Regions from separate parts of the Homo sapiens genome. Here regions 1, 2 and 3 are each linked to region 4. The links are chromatin loops, found by intact Hi-C in ENCODE. Cell type or tissue: OCI-LY7. All regions are shown on one strand. Region 1 overlaps SCFD1 (sec1 family domain containing 1). Region 2 overlaps STRN3 (striatin 3). Region 3 overlaps AP4S1 (adaptor related protein complex 4 subunit sigma 1). Region 4 overlaps HEATR5A (HEAT repeat containing 5A).

Region 1 (5,000 bases), 700 kb before region 4:
CTATTATTCATATCAAAATGGCATATACTGGAAAGTAGTAGAATATTTTAGATGTATACACTGGTATCAAGAGTTATGTAATTTTTTTATATGTATATTTACAGCTTCCAGAGGCCCTTATTAGTCCTTGTTGACAGAAACATAGATTTGGCAACTCCTTTACATCATACTTGGACATATCAAGCATTGGTGCACGATGTACTGGTAAGAGACTAAATGCAGCACTTATTACTGAAATATAGTAACATGCAGTGTTCCCTTTAATTTAAAATTAACATCATGGCTACAGAAACAAAAATGAGAAGGATGGAACTGAGACCTATGAACAAAACAAGTGATGGGATTTGGTATTACTGGGTGTGGATGCTGGAAAATGTGAAGCATTAAAGTTTAGTTTCAAATTTATGATCTTTATAGGGTAAAGTAGTGGTTTTGTTGGCCATGGAAAAGAAGGAAAAGAAAACAATTGAAGAAAATGGATTATTTTGTTTTATTTTTAATTTTCTAACCGAATAAGTAAATAAATGTGTTCTCCCTTAGGAGAAAAGCAGTAATTTCTCCCTTTTCTCTGGGAGTCAGTTAAACCTCATTTTACGTTAAAAAAAAAATAGTATTTTTTATGTTACACCATATGTTTTCTGAAGTAATTCCACATATCTGATTTTATGCTTATAGCAAAAATTTGTATTTATGCATATGTAAATTTAGCTGCTAAGTGTTGTGTTTAGCATGTGACATACACAGGTGATAAAACACGGCTTCAGTCTTCAAAGACAATGGAAAGAAAATAGGTACACAAATAATTTCTCTATGAGACACTATGTAATCAGGCCAGAATAGTCTCTATTTGATAGACAGACGTTAAAGAATTTGAACTCAAATCATGGGCTTTGTTAAAACTAACACTGTAGTTTACTAACTCCTAGCTCAGGACTCTAGGGATTACACTATATAATCATATCATGATAGTAAAGACTGCCCAACATGTCATATAAACAGGGAATGAAAGCTGAGTGTAGTGGCTCATGCCTATAATCCCAGCACTTTGGGAGGCCAAGGCAGGCGGATCACATGAGGCCAGGAGCTAAAGACCAGCCTGGCCAACGTGGCGAAATCCTGTCTCTATTGAAAATACAAAAATTAGCCAAGCGTGGTGGCACACGCCTGTAATCCTAACTATTTGGGTGGCTGAGGCTTGAGAATTGCTTGAACCCAGGAGGCGGAGGTTGCAGTGGGCCAAGATTGTGCCACTGCACTCCAGCCTGGGTGACAGAGCAAGACCTAGTCTCAAAAAAAAAAAAAAAAGGAAATGAAAGACATGCAATAGATGATTTGGTTTATTTCTTTAAAACCTGGATATTGGCTCTAAAGTGTTTATTTAAATAAATCAGATTTAGAATTACTGATGGAAATTGGCCATTCTTCTATGCCATGACTCTAGGATGAGTGTCGAAGAAATAGCAGTCAACTTTAATTCAGTAGACAGGGCAAGAAGAATCAAAGGGACTCTTAAATTAAACCCTAAGTAGTAGAACATGGAATCAGGCTTTAGGAGGTCAAGTAAGAGGTGGGAGAGGAGGAATTCAGTTCTACCAATATTTGAGTGCCTACTCTTTAACACACTTTCTAAACCCTGGCTTCAATAGTAACAAAAACAATAGCTTTCCTGTCTTTCTAGAGCTTACATTCTAGTAGGGGAAACAGGCAATAAAGAAAATAAAACTTGCAGCATTTCAGAAGGTGGAAGATACCCTGAAAGACAGTAAAGTAGATAATGGTGAACAGGAGTGAAATTTTAAAACAGGGAAGTTCTCACTGATAAAATGACATTTGAGTAAAGATCTAAAGGAGGTAAGGTAGTGAATTATATAGCTATGTGGGAAAAGAACATAAGCAGAAGGATGACTAATATGTTTGGAAAATGGCAGGGCAGCCAGATGGCTACAATGAAGAGAGGCAGGGGAAGAGAAGCAGGAGAAAAGGTTAAATAAATAGGACCCAGGAAGCAATATAATACAGGACTCTAGGGATTATAGTATATGATTGTATTGTGATTGTAAAGGCCATTGACTTTAATTTGATGGAAATGGGGAACCACATGGGATTCTAATATACATTTGAAGACTGTCACTCTAGCTGTTATACTGAAAATGGACTCCTTGGGGGCACAGGAAGAGCAAGATCGGTTAGGAGGCTGTTGCAGTTATCTTAGCTGAGATGATAGCAGCTTATAGCAGGACAGAAATGGTAAGGGCTGTGTTTTTTATACTGACTGTAGAGTATAGGATTTGCTGATAAGTTAGATGTGGGAGTTAGATGTAGAGAGAGAGAGAACTCAAAGATGACTCCAAGGTTTTAGCCTTTGCAAATGGCAAGACGTTGTTGTTTAGTGGGATGGAAAAGGCAGTTTCCCCAGGGAAGATCAGATGTTTAGTTTTGGGTATGTTAAATGTGAGATGCCGGCCAGGCATGGTGGCTCATACCTGTAATCTCAGCACTTGGGGAGGCCAAGGCAGGAGGATCACGTGGGCCCAGGAGTTCAAGACCAGCCTGGCAACATAAGGAAGCACCATCTTTACAAAAAATAAAAATTAGTGACTTGTGGTGGCACACCTACTCAGGAGGCTTAGGTGGGAGGATCAGTTGATCCCCAACAGGTTGTGGCTACTACAGTGAACTGTGATCACATCACTGTCCTCCAGCCTGGGTAACAGAGTAAAGACCCTGTCTCAAAAAAAAAAAAATGAGGTGCCCATTAAGATATCAAAATGTAAATGTTGAGTAGGTAGTTACATGAGTCTGGAGTTCAGGAAAAAAGTCTGGTCCTCAGCCTCCCAAAGTGCTGAGATTACAAGCATGAGCCACTGCACCCGGACAGAAAATATTTTTAAATGACGGAAATTACAACATGTTTGTATACTAATGGGAATGATCCAAACAGCGAAGTTAATGATGCAGGAGATAAGAGCGTCCTGCAGGTGGCATTAGTGAGCACTGTGGACCAGGATTTCTCAACCTTGGCATTATTGACGTTTTGGACCTGATCATTCTTTGTTGGGGGGCAGGGGGAGCTGTCCTGTGCATTGTAGGATGTTTAGCATCATTCCTGGCCTTGACTCTCTAGGTGCCAGTGGAACTCCCTCAGTTGTGACAATCAAAACGTCTTACACACGCCAATTATACCCCGGGTGGCAGAAAGGGGCAAAATTGCCCAATTGAGAACCATGGTTACAGGCTGACAACATGAGTTTCAAAGCTAGTTTTAGGAAAGAGGGCAAGTAAAGAGTCTGGGAGTAGCAAGGAAGACACCTAATTCCAGTCTCAGATCCAGTGGTATGAGCTGTGAGAGGTTAAAGAAAAAAAAAAATCAGGTTCCCATTTGAGAAGGCTCCAGGGGTTAGCCAGTTGGAGTTCAATTAGAGCAAGAAAGAACAGGGAAAGTTTAGAGAGGATGTTCAGAATAGGAGATTTTGCTGATGACTGAGTATGGGTTCCAGAAGTGATGACAGGATTTCTAGAGTAGGGTAAGAATAGGAGATGGGGTCTCAGTGGGATTGGAGGTTAAAGAGTTGTACAGGGATTAATGGGCATAATAAGATAGTATTGGTAGTCTCAAATCATATTTGGTTGGTGGGGCCCTTACTGTTGGGTAGGAGCAAGGGGCAAGTGTCTTAATAAGAGCATAGCATACAGATCACGGGTGCCTCATCACACCTGCCAGTGGTGTTGGTGTTAAGGCAATCTAAAACACCGAGATGTCTAGGGATCCTTTCCAATTCTTGAACTTTAAGAGTCCCTGGGCTCCCTCTTCATTCCCCTGGATGGAGGAAATTAAAGTACAGGGTGCTTTGAGTACAGGAGATAAGACACATGTACAAATAATTGCAACATAAAAAGGGTAGACTCAGTCTCCATTGTCAGAAGAGGAAATTGGGAAATATAACTTAGGGCAGAGATTCCCTAAAACCAAACAAGGATAATACTGGTCCTTGATGAGGTTTTCACTGTTTCAGAATGAGATGAGAATAAAAAGGACTATGAAATGTGTTTTTATACTGGCCTTTATACAATTTTTATTTCCTACTATTTGAAGTGAAAATATCCTTTTAAAAATAAAAGGTGGTGAAAGTAGATGGTAGAGTTTTTTTGTTTAATCTTCACATAAAAAGTTGGGAATCTTTGAAGAGGTTGGTTATAATTAACTATGCAACTTAAAATGACTTAATTCTGTTTATTAATCTTAATGCAGTTTCTGGATATGAACAAACTATAACTGAGATGTCATAAATTATAATCACAAAAATTTTTGTTGATTGCTAAACCTGCTACTTTTGAAGGTCTTCAGAGCTTTTAAAACGCTTAATAATTATACCCTTTGCCTCCACAAGATGGAGTAAGTAAATAGTAAATGTTAACTTAAAATTGCAGTTTACTTTTTATATTAAATGTCTTTGCCTGAAAATCTGCACCATTGATAATTGTTTATATATTAGAACTTACAAACAACTATGAAAATTCACACAGCTTCCCTCTGTGTCAGAAAGATGATTTTTCTCATTTTAAACGGGAAATACACACTTCTGGTTAAAAAAAAAAAGAAAAAGCAACTTTGCAGTGCCCATCTCCTTTTATTGGGATATAAGAAGCAAAATTAGTAATTAGAAGCCCTGATTCTTTTTTATTATATCTTGGTTGCAGGAGAGGTGGATTTGATTGTTCAGCTGCAGAGCTGTGGACTTCAGTCAAAGGGATGGACATTATTTTATCTCTGTTTTTTTACTTGGCCTTTATTTTTTCAAATCTTAGGTTCTCTTTTTGTACCTTTCACCCTCTGCTACTGACTCTTATTATTTGAAACATTAAATCGGAAGTTATACTAATAGACATAGGGACTTTAATTAAAGTTTACCTTTTTTTCCAGTCAAGAATAAAAAAAAAATGGTTTCCAAATAAATATGTATTTTTTAAAAGGTTGTAAGAGAAGCATTTTTTTTATTTTT
Region 2 (5,000 bases), 380 kb before region 4:
GAAAACGACAAACATATCTCTCATGAGCATAGATGCAAAACTCCTTAACAAAATATTAGCAAACTGAATCCAACAAAGTAGGATTTATTCCAGGCATACTAGACTGATTCAACATTCAAAACTGTGTTAATATAACGCATCATTAATTGGTTAAACAAGCTGAAGAAGAAATATCAATAGATACAGAAAAGAACAAAATCTTATACCCATTCATGACAAAAACTCTCAATAAACAGGAATAAGGGGAACACCCTCAACTTAATAAAGGATATCTATGAAAAACGTACAGCTAAATATCATATTTAATTATGAAAAAGTAGATGCTTTTCCCCCTAAGACTGGGAAGAAGGCAAGGATCTCCTCTTTCATCACTCCTATTCAACATCATACTCAAAGTCCTAGCTAATGCAAGAGATGAGAAAAGAAGAGGTATACAGATTGAGAAGGTAGGAATAGAACTGTTTGCGGATGACCTGACTGCCTATGTTAAAAATCCTAAAACATCAATAAAAAGAACCCTGGATCAAAGAAGCAATTATAAAGCTAGGTGCGGTGGCTAACGCTTGTAAGCCCAGAACTTTGAGAGGCCAGGGCAGGCAGATCACTTGAGCTCAGGAGTTTGAGACCAGCCTGGCCAACATGGTGAAACCCTGTCTCTACTAAAAAATACAAAAGTTAGCTGGGCATGGTGGCACACGCCTGTAGTCCCAGCTACTCAGGAGGCTGAGGCAGGAGAATCGTTTGAACCCATGATGCAGAGGTTGAAGTGGGCCGAGATCATGCCACTGCACTCCAGCCTGGGCAACAGTGTGAGACTCCATCTCAAAAAAAAAAAAAAAAAAAAAAAAAAAGGCAATTACAGCAAGGTTGCAGCAAACAAGATTAATAAACAAAAGTCTGTTACTTTCCTATGCAATAGTAATAAACATTTAGATTTTGAAAGTCAAAACATAGTACCATTTACCTTAGCACCAAAAACCTTAAGCATAAAGCTAACAAAACATGCACAGGAAGAAAACTACAAAAAACTCTGATGAGAGATATCAAAGAAAATCTAAATAAAAGGAAACATTTAAAAAGTATATTTTTATTGTGAAGATAAGGTCAAAGACCTAGGCCCAAAGAAAAAGGTTTTGCAACGGACTGTGTAGTTGCTTCAATAAAATAGGTACCAAAAATTTTGTTTTTATGTGCCCAACTCAACAAATTTTGTTTTTAATTACTTGATCTGAAGTGTACTTCAGGCAAAAATTAATTTTTATAAACTTGTTTCCATATACAATTTCAGTTGATAATTTAGGGTAACAAATATTACTACTGATTTTCAGGATAGCTTTTCTTCCTTTGAATACAGGAAAAGGTGTTCGTTGATTTGCGACATTTTATTTTTATTTATTTATTTATTTTTGAGATAGAGTCTCGCTCTGTCGCCCAGGCTGGAGTGCAGTGGCACCATCTCGGCTCACTGAAACCTCCGCCTCCTGGGTTCAAGCAATTCTCCTGCCTCAGCCTCCTGAGTAGCTGGGACTACAGGTGCACACCACCACACCCGGCTAATTTTTGTATTTTTAGTATAGATGGCGTTTCACCATGTTGGCCAGGATGGTCTTGAACTCCTGACCTCAGGTAATCTGCCCGCCTTGGCTTCCCAAAGTGCTGGGATTACAGAAGTGAGCCACCATGCCTGGCGGGACATTTTATATATCATCTGAATTTATTCAACAATCAGCATGTGAATGCACATAAGAATTATTTCAGGCCAGGTGCGGTGGCTCACGCCTGTAATCCCAACCACCTTGGGAGGCCAAGGTGGGCGGATCACGAGGTCAGGGGTTCTAGACCATCCTGGCCAACATGGTGAAATCACATCTCTACTAAAAATACAAAAATTAGCCAGACATAGTGTGTGCCTATAATCCCAGCTACTCGGGAGGCTGAGGCAGGAGAACTGCTTGAGCCCAAGAGGCGGAGGCTGCAGTCAGCTGAGATTGTACCATTGCACTACAGCTGGGATGACAGAGCAAGACTCTGTATGGGGGCGGGGAGAATTATTTGATATTTGTTGATACTTGACAGCAGATAATTTTTTAACTGCAAGACCACTAGAGGTCACCAGCGTAAAACTTTCAACTTTGATTCTGCTGGTAGTGAACTAAAAAGTTCAACTACTATTCTGCAATGTTTCTTTGTTTCTTTTTTTTTCTTTTTTTTGTTTTGAGATGGAGTGTTGCTCTGTCACCCAGGCTGGAGTGCAGTGGCACAATCTCAGCTCACTGCAACCTCTGCCTCCCGGGTTCAAGCTGTTTTCCTGCCTCAGCCTCCCGAGTTGCTGGGATTACAGGCACCCGCCACCACGCCCAGCTAATCTTTGTATTTTTAGTAGAGACGGGGTTTCACCATATTGGCTGGGCTCAAACTCCTGACCTTGTGATCTGCCCACCTCGGCCTCCCAAAGTGCTGGGATAACAGGCGTGACCCACCGCACCCGGCCCTATTTTGCGATGTTTCTTAAAAAACAGTATCTTGCTTTGACAAATAACTTCACAAAATTTGTTCTATTGCAAGAGTTTTCTTTAAAAAAATTTTTTTAACTAAAAGCAAACACTAGATATAGGTGAGTTTTGTTGTATTTAATGATTTTAAGACATTCTTTAGCACTTACTAAAGAAACTGCAACACCACTCAGAAGCAAACATCCAAGGAATTAAAAAAAAAACTTAAATATTTTAGCTTTGGAAGCAACATACAGGCGAATTCAGGTTAGAGCAACTAATAATAAATCCATAACACCACTACTCAAAAACAGTAGGTTTTCTGTCCAGGCATGGTGCCTCATGCCTGTAATCCCAACACTCTGAGAGGCCCAGGCAGGAGGATCACCTGAAGCCAGCCAGGCGTTCAAGACCAGCCTGGACAACAAAGCAAGATCTTGTCTCTACAAAAAAAAGTTTAAAAATTAACCAGGCATGACGGTGTGCACCTGTAATCCCAGCTACTTGAGAGGCTGAGGTGGGAGGACCACTGGAGCCCAGGAGTTGGAGACCGAGGGAACTATGACTGCACCACTGCACTCCAGCCTGGGCAACAGAACAAGACCCCATCTCTCAAAATAAATTAAAATAACACAGTAGGTTAAGAAATGTTGGCACCCACACCTGTTAATGGTCAACTAAAATTATTCATGTGTATTCAAAGTACTTAAATATTTGGGGCTAGAGGCAAGGTTCAAATGTAAAATAATTTTAAGATTAAAGAGTCAGCAAACCATTGACATTTTACATAAAGCAAAAAATACAAAATAAAAACCATATCACACAAGAGTTTCAAAACCTAGCTAATTATGAGAATCACAAGGTAGCTTAGAATTCACACACACACACACACACACACACACACACCCCATAATTCAGTGTGCTAAAGCAGGGCACAAAAACCTTTGTATGATCATCTAATAACAGAAACAGTCCAGTCCCCGACCTACCCAGTACCTGCTCAATTTCTGTCTTTTCAAAGAGGATGGATAAACAAAAAACTTGCTTGCAAGAGCTTATAAAATTTTTCATGAAAATAACGTTTTCCAATTTTATTGATAAAAGAATTCCAGGCTGGGTGCGGTGGCTCACGCCTGAAATCCTAGCACTTTCGGAGGCCAAGGTAGATGGATCACTTGCAGTCAGGAGTTCGAGACCAGCCTGGCCAACATGGTGAAACCCCATCTCTACTAAAAATACAAAAATTAGCCCAGGCATGATGGCGTGTGCCTGTAATCCCAGCTACTTGGGAGGCTGAGGCAGGGGAACTGCTTGAACCCGGGAGGCAGGGAGGTTGCAGTGAGCCAAGATTGTGCCACTGCACTCCAGCCTGGGTGAGGAGCAAGACTCTGTCTCACAAAAAAAAAAAAAAAAAAAAGAATTCCAAGGGGAAAAAAAAAGACTAAACAGTAATTAGGATGTCCAAAAGCAAATAAAACTTATCTCTTCTACTTATAATAGATCCTAAAATAAGGTTTAATGAATTATAAAAAATACCACCACCATCCTCAAAGATCTCAATGACATTTTACATGGCAACAGGTGGTTTAAAGCATAATAGAGATACTCAATTTTTATTTATTTTTAGACAGAGTCTCACTCTGTTGCCTAAGCTGGAGCACAGTGGCGCAATCTCAGCTTACTGCAACCTCCGCATCCCGGGTTCAAGCAATTCTCCTGCCTCAGCCTCCCAAGTAGCTGGGACTACAGGCACACACCACCACTCCCGGCTAATTTTTTTGTATTTTTAGTAGAAACAGGGTTTCATGATGTTGGCAAGGCTGGTGCCGAACTCTTGGCCTCAAGTGATCTGCCCGTCTCGGCATCCCGAAGTGGTGGGATTACAGGCGTCAGCCACTGTGTCTGGCCAATAGATAATTTTTAACTGGTAACTGTATTCCAATAATTTCACATTCACGTGGTATTTGCAAGCATTAAGCCACAGATAAGCCCCTTTTCCATAAAAAGAGGAAGTTTACCCCCTTGAGGTAGGAAACTATGAGCTATTTTAATGGTACTTTATTTTTTTACTTTTTTTAATTTTAGATACAGTCTCGTTATGTTGCCCAGATGGAGTGCAGTGGTGCCGATCATAGTACCTGTTGGGTACTGTGCTTATTGCCTGGGTGATGAGATCATTGGGACCCCAAGCCTCAGCATCACACAATTTACCCATGTAATAATAAACCTACACATGTACCCTTTAATCTATAATAAAAGTTAAAACTTAAAAACTAAAAATAAATTAGAAAAATGCTACCAAAATGCTCCATAAAATTAGAAATTTTTTGTCTTTTGTTCACTGATATATTCTTACTATCCAGAACACTGTCTGGCATATGTAAAGACTCAATAAATATTTGGCAAATTTTTGTTGCTGAATAAATGAAGTCATAAAGTTCTTGGTTTTCTCAACTGTAAAATATGGAAATGACCATATGTGTGCAATCTCTTATAATACCTCAAGCT
Region 3 (5,000 bases), 270 kb before region 4:
TTGTCTAATTTTTTCCTTAGGATAAACTACTAGAAGTAACGTCAGTGGATTCAAAGGGTGTGGCACATTGTTAAGATCTCTGATACACATATCAAATTACCTACATCTGTAAAGGCTGAGTTAGTTTCTTTTTCCCTCTGCTTTCTAAAGATGAATCGTGCTGGCCTGTAAAATTCCTTTGAACTACAGCCTATATTTAAAAAAATTATAGTCCCAAACTTAGGGCCTTGGCAGAGTCAGACTGCTGTGGCCACCAAGCCCAGAAGCAGGTAGGAGAGGCCGCTGCTATGGACGCAGAAGCCTCTTCAGTCTGACTCTGCTAAGAGCAGTGGTCCCCAGTGTCTTTTTTCTAACCCTTGCACTCTTTTTCTGTCTTCCAGAGTGAATTAGATGTATCCTTTTTCAATACTGTTTTCCACAGTACTTGGCAAATGCACTCTGGTCCTTATCAGGTAAGTACCACAAGGCAGGAAAACTATTCAGCAGAGTCCAGAGTGTTCATCACCAACAACTATGACAAGACAGCCAGAGGTGTGTGTGTTCTGCAGAACTCCTCCCCAACTTCGTCACCCTGCTTCAACAAGGCGATTCTTTTTTTTTCTTTTTAAGATGGAGTTTCGCTCTTCTTGCCCAGGCTGGAGTGCAATGGTGTAATCTCTGCTCACTGCAATTTCCACCTCACTGCAACCTCTGCCTTTTGGGTTCAAGTATTCTCCTGCCTCAGCCTCCTGAGGCATTACGGGCGCCCACCACCACGCCCAGCTAATGTTTGTATTTTTAGTAGACACGGGGTTTCACCATGTTGGCCAGGCTGGTCTTGAACTCCTGGCCTCAGGTGATCCACCCACCTCGGCCTCCCAAAGTGCTGGGATTACAGGCGTGAACCACTGCGCCTGGCAAGATGATTCTTAAGATTTTTTTTTTCCAGGCAGGATAGCGCTATCATAGTAGTTAATAGCTACTATTTATTAATTTAATTTCCTTTAAGCATATGGAATAGGCATTTTCAAAATTTAAATAACACAGCCAAAAAAGTGTTTAGTCCTCCTCCAGAAACTGGATTTCCAGGGTGCCAGGTCTAAATCTCTAGAAATCCCCTACATGACCAGAATAAGGCCTTCAGTGTTGATAAACTGGAAGGTTAAAGAAATTGCCTGGCTTGTATTCATTGCTATCAAATGTATTCATTCCTTGATAGCAGAGAAAGTTCTCCTTTTTGCCTTTTCTTCTGTCTCTTTTAAATCACAATACCCAAGGACCCTCAAAACAAGCACGATTTGCTTAGAATACTGCAGGCCCACAGATTTTGGCAGGAGCCCTCCAGGCTTTGTGCGAGTGTTTGGGAGGCAAGTTAATTTTTAAGTTTATTTTTTACTTCAAAAATCTACCTACCACTTGAGTCCTTTAAGAACACATCAAGTTTGAATATAAAATAGTAAATTAATTATAACAAATGTTTATATATAAATATTTATATAAGAATATAACAACTATATATGAATTATAACAATGTTTATGTGTATATATACATACATGTATTTATGTGTGTGTGTGTATGTGTGTGTACGTGCACAAACACACAGGCATTTTTCCACATTTTGCCAGAAATATTAAGTGGATGCAAAACTACTGGTTCTGGGCGTAGTGTCTGATGTGTATATATATGATATATATATATACATTTTGTAGAGATGGGGTTTCGCCATGTTAGCCAGGTTGGTTTTGAACTCCTCACCTCAGATGATCCGCCTGCCTCAGCCTCCCAAAGTGCTGGGATTACAGGCGTGAGCCACCACGTCCGGCCTAATTTATAAATTTATATATACACTTATATAAATGCCCAGAACCAGTATGTTTGCATCCACTTAGTATTTCTGGGGAAATTGCTATTTACTTGTTATTACTGATAGGAAATGTCACTGTGTTGACAAATTCATTTTGTGCCCTTAATTTGGAAGCCTCTGTAAAGTAACTGGGAAAATCTGAGTGCCCTCTAGTGGTGAGTGACCCAAATCTATGATCCCTGTGACCTAGAAGGGACTATAGATCCCTTTGTAGGTTTTAGCATGCTGAATAAAAATATACCGTGATATACAGACCACGTTGTATATTATGGTGTATTTTCACTCAGCATGGTCTGTATATTACAGTATATTTTTATTCAACATGTAATATTCTATCTGAATTAAGCCATTCAAAGCAATTCAAAATAAATCTCTTCCTACTTGAACAAGGTACAAGTAGACAAAAAGCTTTTTGATTTAAACAGTCATCAGGAAGATAGCAAGGGCTAAAAGACACTTCACTGGGAGTAGAGAACTCAATTTCCACTTTTGGTCTTGCCACTGACTAGCTGTGTGTATTGGACAAGACACATAACCCGCTCATCTTAAAATGAGAGAATTAAGACTAGAAGAGCTTTGGCCGGGCGCGGTGGCTCACGCCTGTAATCCCAGCACTTTGGGAGGCCGAGGCGGGTGGATCATGAGGTCAGGAGATCGAGACCATCCTGGCTAACAAGGTGAAACCCCGTCTCTACTAAAAATACAAAAAATTAGCCGGGCGCGGTGGCGGGCGCCTGTAGTCCCAGCTACTTGGGAGGCTGAGGCAGGAGAATGGCGTGAACCCGGGAGGCGGAGCTTGCAGTGAGCCGAGATTGCGCCACTGCACTCCAGCCTGGGCGACAGAGCGAGACTCCGTCTCAAAAAAAAAAAAAAAGACTAGAAGAGCTTTAACACCTGATCAGCCTTAATAGTTGATGTTGCCATGACTTTAGGTAACTGAGCTGAGTTACCTTACATCTAAAACAGGAAGAGAGTCTTACAAGACTAGATATTGAGAGAGTTAACGTGAATCAGAGGTGAAGGGATATGTATTATAGTTGGATGAGTTGTGTTGATGTGTCGTATATTTACTAGATGTTTAGTAGAAATAAAGATGGGTATACTTGTCTTTGTAGCCTTCTGGTGTGTAGTATAGGTCTGTGTGATGAGCTCCAGCATTCTTGTTTGAATTAAAATTTTACGTCAAGATACACAATTTTCCCTTCATTTTACCTGGTTTCATTTTCACCCTCTCTTCCCTTCTAACCAAGTTATATGTATTTACTGTCCTTAGGAATTACTTAGGCATATCCATCTGGCAAATTAGGAATTTTACATCATTTAGAGAGGAGAACTAAGTCTTTCTAGACCTGGAATATTATGTCTTTGCTCCAGGTTTGATCTCACTTGTACTTCCAGTGGTCTAAAAGTAGAGCAGGCAGCAGAGAAGGGCATGTGGCACCTCTTTTCTGTTGACACTCTTTTTTTTTTTTTTTTTTTTTTTTTTGAGACAAGGTCTTGCTCTGTCACCCAGGCTGGAGTGCAGAGGTGCGATCATGGCTCACTACACCCTGGATCTCCTGGGCTCAAGTGATCCTCCTACCTCAGCCTCCCAAGTAGCTGGGACTACAGGTACACAACACCATGCCTGGCTAATTTTTTAAATTTATTTTTTGAGGAGATGGGGTCTCACTCTGTTGCACAGGCTGGTCTCAAACTTCTGGGCTCAAGCAAGCCTCCTGCCTTGGCCTCCCAAAGTGTTGACATTCTTAAAAGGTTACTACCCTTAGCCATCTGAAAAATATCGGATTAAAAACCCCTGACTCTCCTCTGCTTCATACATAGTCCTTTTAAACCATCACATGTTCAAGGAGGACCTCTGCAGACTAGTTACACAGCAGAAAGATGAGGGGATCTTGTCGAAGCTCAGCTGCAGTTCCTGCTCCATCTGTGGAGGGGCGTAGACATCCTGCATCACTGTGTGGTAGCATGTAGCCAGGCACCTACTGGAGCAGCCAGCACTGCTTATATCCACTCTGCCAGGAAAGCTCCCTTAGGCCTTAAAAGGTTGAAAACAGGAAAACTGCTATAATGGCAACCTGGATTTGGTCCTTCCACCACTAACAATACATAATCTTGTTTGTGTTTGCTCAGGCTTAAGAAAGCCCTCCTTGTCAGCCCACATGGGACAGACGTGAGTTAAAGCTTGGTTTTGGTACAGGAGAAGGAAGTCAAAACCTGATCAATTCCCAGGAAGCCCCCTGTCTTTTTCTCCAGAGGCTTTTCCCCCTGATTTTTTAAGGCTAGGGAAGTTTCTGAGAACCTGTACAGTTAGACTTGGAAAAATACAGTACACCGTTTACATTTCTCCCTAGTATGGACTTGTTTTACTTCTAGTAAGACTGACATCACAGAGCAAGACAGATTGGATTTTAAAAAGAAAGGACCTAAGCATAAGAAATCAGGACAGAAACTCTGGCTTGTTGAAAAGCCTTCCATTTAGTGGAAACCTCTGGTGCAGTGGTGTCAGGTGGGGCGGGCTGCCCCCTTGGGACCAAGCACGTCAGTGACCTAAATCATTCACGTGCTATGAATACACTCCTGTGCACTCTTCAGTTCCACTCCACCCGCCCGGCTGAAGTGAGGCCTGAAGATTTGTGAAGCCTGTTTCTACAGGGAGACTTTGCCCCATCACATACCTTGGTAGATTTATTTAAGACTTCAAATTTTATGAATTAAGGTGTTTTTTTTAGGAACCAATTGATGAACTTCCCAAAATATGCTCAGCCCTGGAGCCCCAGCAGACTTGCTTTTCTCCAGACAGTTCATCATTCAAAGGAGCTGCCTCCACCACCCCCATCTACTGAATAGCCAGGGGAGGGCACCAATGAACAGCACAGTATGGGAGACACACCAACTACTCTTCAAATCAGTGCGTACCTGCTCTACGCGTGAAGGTACAGAAAACCTCCACGGCCTTTTCAGTATTTGGTGCCTTTAAAGAGGCCTAAGGACTTAGTTTATTTGGGCTAGACTGGAATGCAGCAGTACTGCCTTCAGGCCTGGACAGCCAGGGGCTCCTCGGGCCCTGTGCTCTAGAAGGCCCATTCTATGTCTGCTTCGCCAGCACCCTTTCCCCATCATGGGGCAGATGCCCACCAGCCCTCACTATCTACT
Region 4 (5,000 bases):
AAGGCATTTTTTGTTTTTTTTTGAGATGGAGTCTCGCTCTGTCGCCCAGGCTGGAGTGCAGTGGCGTGATCTCAACTCACTGCAAGCTCTGCCTCCCAGGTTCATGCCATTCTTGTGTCTCAGCCTCCTGAGTAGCTGGGACTACAGGCGCCCACACTACACCTGGCTAATTTTTTTTTATTTTTAGTAGAGACGGGGTTTCACCGTGTTAACCAGGATGGTCTTGATCTCTTGGCCTCGTGATCCGCCCGCCTCGGCTTCCCAAAGTGCTGGGATTACAGGAGTGAGCCACTGCGCCTGGCCGGCATTTTTTTTTTTTTAAGAACATATTTATGTCCAAAGCAACCTACAGGAAGATTACGGAGGGTAAATGTGACAACAATGGGGAATTAAGAATAACTGTATGATCAAGCTCCCAAGTTTAAAAACCTATAACGTCATTATTAGATCATATCCTACATCTGTTATCATGAAATTGTATCGCACTGGAAGTTATAAAAATACGTAAGGTTAGAGATTAAGAATTTGTTGCACTGTACTATAAGTTGACCTATACAATTATTTCTTGACCACATTCATGGACCAAAGACTACAAAACAGGATTGTCAGAGCTCAAAATCTTTTTCTTCATCTTCTGCCCCCCAATCCTGAAAGAGATTGAATACACTATTAACTAATCAAGGATTCAAGATATATGACACCAATTCCTATAGAGATCTCAACAAAAGATTCTGATCTTCAGGAAGATGGAGATGAGTTATTTTTAGTAATACTGAATTAGTACTCATAAGTAGTATCAATTATAACATATAATTATCAGTTTGGAATGAAATGATAGGTACTAAAAGTTTTGAGTCTAGATGGAATAAAAGTGCAGTTAACTGAATAAAGGGTGAAGATGTAACATTTGAAAATGTTGATTTATTTTACATTATACATTTTACATTATAAACCCTTTAGACAGGGGGTACACACAGTATACACAAAACAGTAACCACAAACAAAAACAAAATAATACTTTTTAGAGGGTATATAATGGCAAAATTTTTTACTACTGAGAATTATAACTGTTTAAGCTTTTCCTCTCTGTCCATCCATTCCCAAGTGACATCATTTGTTGAAGCAGTCCATTTATCACAATCACCTAAGGAGTTTAAAAACTTTCAGTGCCCACCACCATAGTATGCATACCATACTAATCAGGATCTTCAGTATCTTAAAAATTTGCCTGGATAATTCCAATGTGCAAGTCAGGGGTGGAACAATCCTCAGGTGAATTAATCAACTCATTCTTTGCAATTAGATGAAAATCTATTTAAAAGCAACCACAAACGCAGGCCAGGAGCAGTAGCTTACACCTGTAATCCCAGGACTTTGGGAGGCTGACGGGGGCAGATCACCTGAGGTCAGGAGTTCAAGAACAGCCTGGCCAACATGGCGAAAGCCCATCTCTACTAAAAATATAAAAATTAGCCAGGCATGGTGGCGTGTGCTGTAGTCCCAGCTACTCGGGAGGCCGAGGCAGGAGAATCACTTGAACCTGGGAGGCGGAGGTTGCAGTGAGCCGAGATGGTGCCACTGCACTCCAGCCTGGTTGACAGAGCAAAACTCTGTCTCAAAACAAAACAAAACAAAAAATAAAGTAACCACACACAGGCTGGGCATAGTGGCTCATGCCTATAATCTCAGCACTTTGGGAGGCCGAGGAGGGCGGATCACCTGAGGTCAGGAGATTGAGACCAGCTTGGCCAACATTATGAAACCCCATCTCCACTAAAAGATGCAAAAATTAGCCAGGCATGGGGGTGCATGCCTGTAATCCCAGCTACTTGGGAGGCTGAGGCAGGAGAATCACTTGAAACCCAGGAGGCGGATGTTGCAGTGAGCCACCGCACTCCAGCCTGGGCTGTCTCAAAGAAAAAAAAAGTAACCACAAACAATACATGATTGAGATCAATATTATTTCTTTTCTGTATAAAATATCTTGACTTTCCAACCGGTAAACATTTTTACGTTAGAACCCTACAGTCAGAATAGAGAGAATCAACTAATTTAAAAGACAATTACATATGCATTAATAAATTGTGCATTAATTTATATTACGTAAGTATTATTTCCAACCTTAGGACAACCACATGTTACACAACTGTTTAAACATAAGGCTAACCACAATAACAACAAAATGGCTTGAAATATTCGGTTGCTGTTTAAATTTAGATACTTTAATTAAGACCTTTCTTCTCTAGAACTCAAATGTAAGGCCAAAAAGCAAACAGCCTGATATTTTACATAAATATCATATCTGGCATAACAGGAAATTAGAAACTTAACTTCCCTATTCATGTAGTTTCTATCTTCTGGTTCTGTAACGACACCTACTGGAGACTGTGGATAACTGCTTATAACCCACTTTCTGTATCTGGGATCTTGCCAGGCCACTTCTTTATAAATATATTTTTGAGACAGTGTCTTGCTCTGTTGCTAAGGCTGGAGTGCAGTGGCGAGATCTTGGCTCACTGCAACCTCTAACTCCCAGTATCAAGCGAACCTCCCACCTCAGCCTCCTCAGTAGCTGGGACTACAGTTGCACACCACCATGCACAGCTAATTTTTTTATTTTTGTAGAGAAGGAGTTTTGCATGTTGCCTAGGCTGCTCTTGAACTGTTGGGCTCAAGCAATTTGCCTGCCTTGGCCTCCCAAAGTGCTTGGTTACAGGTGTAAACTACTGTGCCTGGTCACCTACTATTTTTTTTCCAAAATAGTTAGAATCCTGTTTGTTCCAAATTTGTTAGAATCCAAACAGAATGATAGGGTTTGCTTTTATCTGTTCTCAATGTTTTTATCAAAACAAACAAAATCTCCCCTTCCTTGAATATTCATTATTATTATTATAACTTAGGTGGGGATACAAAAACTATGAGCACATTAAAAAATTCATTAAACTTAGTAAGAAAGGATCTTCCTGAAACTGCAATTGGGCAATAAATCCGAAAAGAAAACTTCTCTAGAATAGTAAAATCACTTTTTTAAGAGGAAAGGCTGTAAAAAGTATATTTTCTTTTTTGCTTTTCCACCTTAGACCCATCAAAGATAGTGGAACCATTTAAGAACAGGCTTAATTTAAATCCTTTGCTTAAAAGGCCAGCCCTGTTTCATCCACAGTAGTTATTGGTATATTAATCCAAATTAATTATTCTAAAGTAATTATATGCTCTATAAAAAGGCAGTTACAGACTAGTTCAAATTTCATCCTCTCCATGAATCTTTCTTTGAATATTCCAAACCACTGTAATTTTCCTCTTCATTCATTAACAATTCAGTCATATATTCTCTTATCACCATAACCTTATAGTTACAGTATTACAGGAAATGCTACAAATACATTTGGAAAAAACACTATCTTTTGAAACTGAAGCTAGTAAAAATCAATATAAATTTCATTCACTTTTCTATGCAATGAAAGCACATCATCCCAAGACCTGTTTCAGAGAGGTGTTGGTGATGAAATTAAAATATTTTTCTAAGTCTTCACCAAAGAGATAAAGGTAAATTGTCTAACTGGTATCCTCTGGAAGATATAACTGGATAAGAAGATATAATAAAAGCTATGATCTAGTCAAATGCATGGTTGTTGGTCGAGAGAGAGGAAATGAATGAATGAATCAGTGCGGATGACAGTGATTTGTAAACTATTATTAGCCACAATAGCCTATGAGAGAGATTCACTTCCCATTTCGTTTTTCAGATAGTAACAAGAATTTCCTGGATAGTGGATTTTGATGCCTGAGAAATGTATATGTCCAGTTACTAATTAAGAAACTATCATTCTCAATGAGAAATCATTATCACCCTTTGGTTTTTCAAAACCAAAGTCCATTTTTTGGGGAGGACATCTTGTATTTATTAATTTTTCACATACAATAGCATAAGATGGAAATCCCTACATAGTATGAGGTATACAACATGATGTTTTTAACGAGGCTTTGCTCATATATACATTGTGAAATAGATTACCACAATCAAGTTAATTAAATATCTATTATCTTTGTGTGTGTATGTGTGTGTGTTCTAAAGCAGGGGGGCCCCAACCAGTGGGCCACGGACTGGTACTGGTCCACGGCCTGTTAGGAATTGGGCCGCACAGCAGGAGGTGAGTGGCGGGCAAGCGAGCATTATCATCTGAGCCAAACTCTTGTCAGATCAGCAGTGGCATTAGATTCTCACAGGAGTGTGAACCCTATTGTCAACTGTGCATGTGAGGGATCTAGGTTGTGCACCCCTCACAATGCCTGATGATCTGAGGTGGAATAGTTTTATCCCAAAACCTCCTCCTATCCCTACGCCATGGACGAACTGTCTTTCGCCATACTGGTCCCTGGTGCCTAAAAGGTTGGGGACCACTGGTCTAAAGTTCATTTTAAGTGAACTGATAAAAACCATTTAAAATCCCTCCAACTGAAGACAAATCCCTGGACCTTTAATGGTTCCAAAAAATTTCCAAGGTAAGAAAGCCTATGAGACCTAGTCTAAGAAAAAACCTAGTATGTGTCTTTGTAATGACTGCTCATAAATCAGTATCTTATGTCATTATTTTTCATTTGTATTTTCAGCTAGATGATAAGCTGTGAGCAAAGTATTGTATCCACAACAGTTCTAGTGGTTTTAGGCATTTAATCATTTCTTATTAAGTATTAGCCAAGTGAATAATTAAACAAAAACTTATATTTCACCTTCACCTGTTATTTATAAGAAATCATTTACGCTAATGAGATCTCTGGCAACATTCTTCTTACCCACCAGTTCTCTATTATCCATTCACTGAACCATTGAAGATATTTACCTTTGAGTTTCTCCCACATGAGCGCATACAACCCCAAAGAGCTTGGATGCAGAACTAATAACTGATAGTGCTGGAGGTAAGGGCTTAGGCACTGAATCTCCCTCTACATCTTTCTCATAAATCGAATAAGGGTCATATTCAAGACTTCCGCAAGCAACA

The links. Peaks named below come from ENCODE experiments on the same cell type or tissue, not always from the same donor. Only the 100,000 strongest peaks of a DNase experiment are listed, where the experiment ranks them.
Region 1: it touches region 4 in a loop (2.8-fold over the local background); 23 of 110 quality-filtered maps call a loop at or near these places.
Region 2: a loop joins it to region 4, with 8 times the contacts of the local background. A loop is called at or near these places in 28 of 110 quality-filtered maps.
Region 3: it touches region 4 in a loop (4-fold over the local background); 10 of 110 quality-filtered maps call a loop at or near these places.

The regions. Positions count from the first base shown.
Region 1 is chr14:30,653,385-30,658,384 of GRCh38, forward strand. SCFD1 (sec1 family domain containing 1) reads left to right here. Exons shown (of 25, transcript NM_016106.4): 10 at 105-204. Among named protein-coding and RNA genes, the nearest start is that of SCFD1, 34 kb to the left of the region's middle. In OCI-LY7, CTCF peaks have their summits at 2,969 (motif pointing right), 3,179, 4,387 and 4,588; DNase peaks (open chromatin) are centred at 2,987 and 4,377.
Region 2 is chr14:30,978,210-30,983,209 of GRCh38, forward strand. All of the region lies in intron 1 of STRN3 (striatin 3), which reads right to left. Among named protein-coding and RNA genes, the nearest start is that of MIR624, 34 kb to the right of the region's middle. In OCI-LY7, CTCF peaks have their summits at 2,112 (motif pointing right) and 2,313; DNase peaks (open chromatin) are centred at 2,092, 2,942 and 4,552; H3K4me3 peaks cover 882 bases; H3K27ac peaks cover 2,845 bases.
Region 3 is chr14:31,080,193-31,085,192 of GRCh38, forward strand. It overlaps AP4S1 (adaptor related protein complex 4 subunit sigma 1), which reads left to right. Exons shown (of 6, transcript NM_001128126.3): 5 at 381-392. Among named protein-coding and RNA genes, the nearest start is that of STRN3, 56 kb to the left of the region's middle. RefSeq lists a silencer at 1,986-2,065. In OCI-LY7, CTCF peaks have their summits at 2,011 (motif pointing left), 3,743, 3,996, 4,372 (motif pointing left) and 1 weaker place; DNase peaks (open chromatin) are centred at 1,999, 3,779 and 4,389; H3K4me3 peaks cover 532 bases; H3K27ac peaks cover 1,077 bases.
Region 4 is chr14:31,353,796-31,358,795 of GRCh38, forward strand. It overlaps HEATR5A (HEAT repeat containing 5A), which reads right to left. Exons shown (of 36, transcript NM_015473.4): 16 at 4,842-5,000. Among named protein-coding and RNA genes, the nearest start is that of HEATR5A, 64 kb to the right of the region's middle. In OCI-LY7, CTCF peaks have their summits at 2,378 (motif pointing left) and 2,586; a DNase peak (open chromatin) is centred at 2,366; H3K4me3 peaks cover 386 bases; H3K27ac peaks cover 409 bases.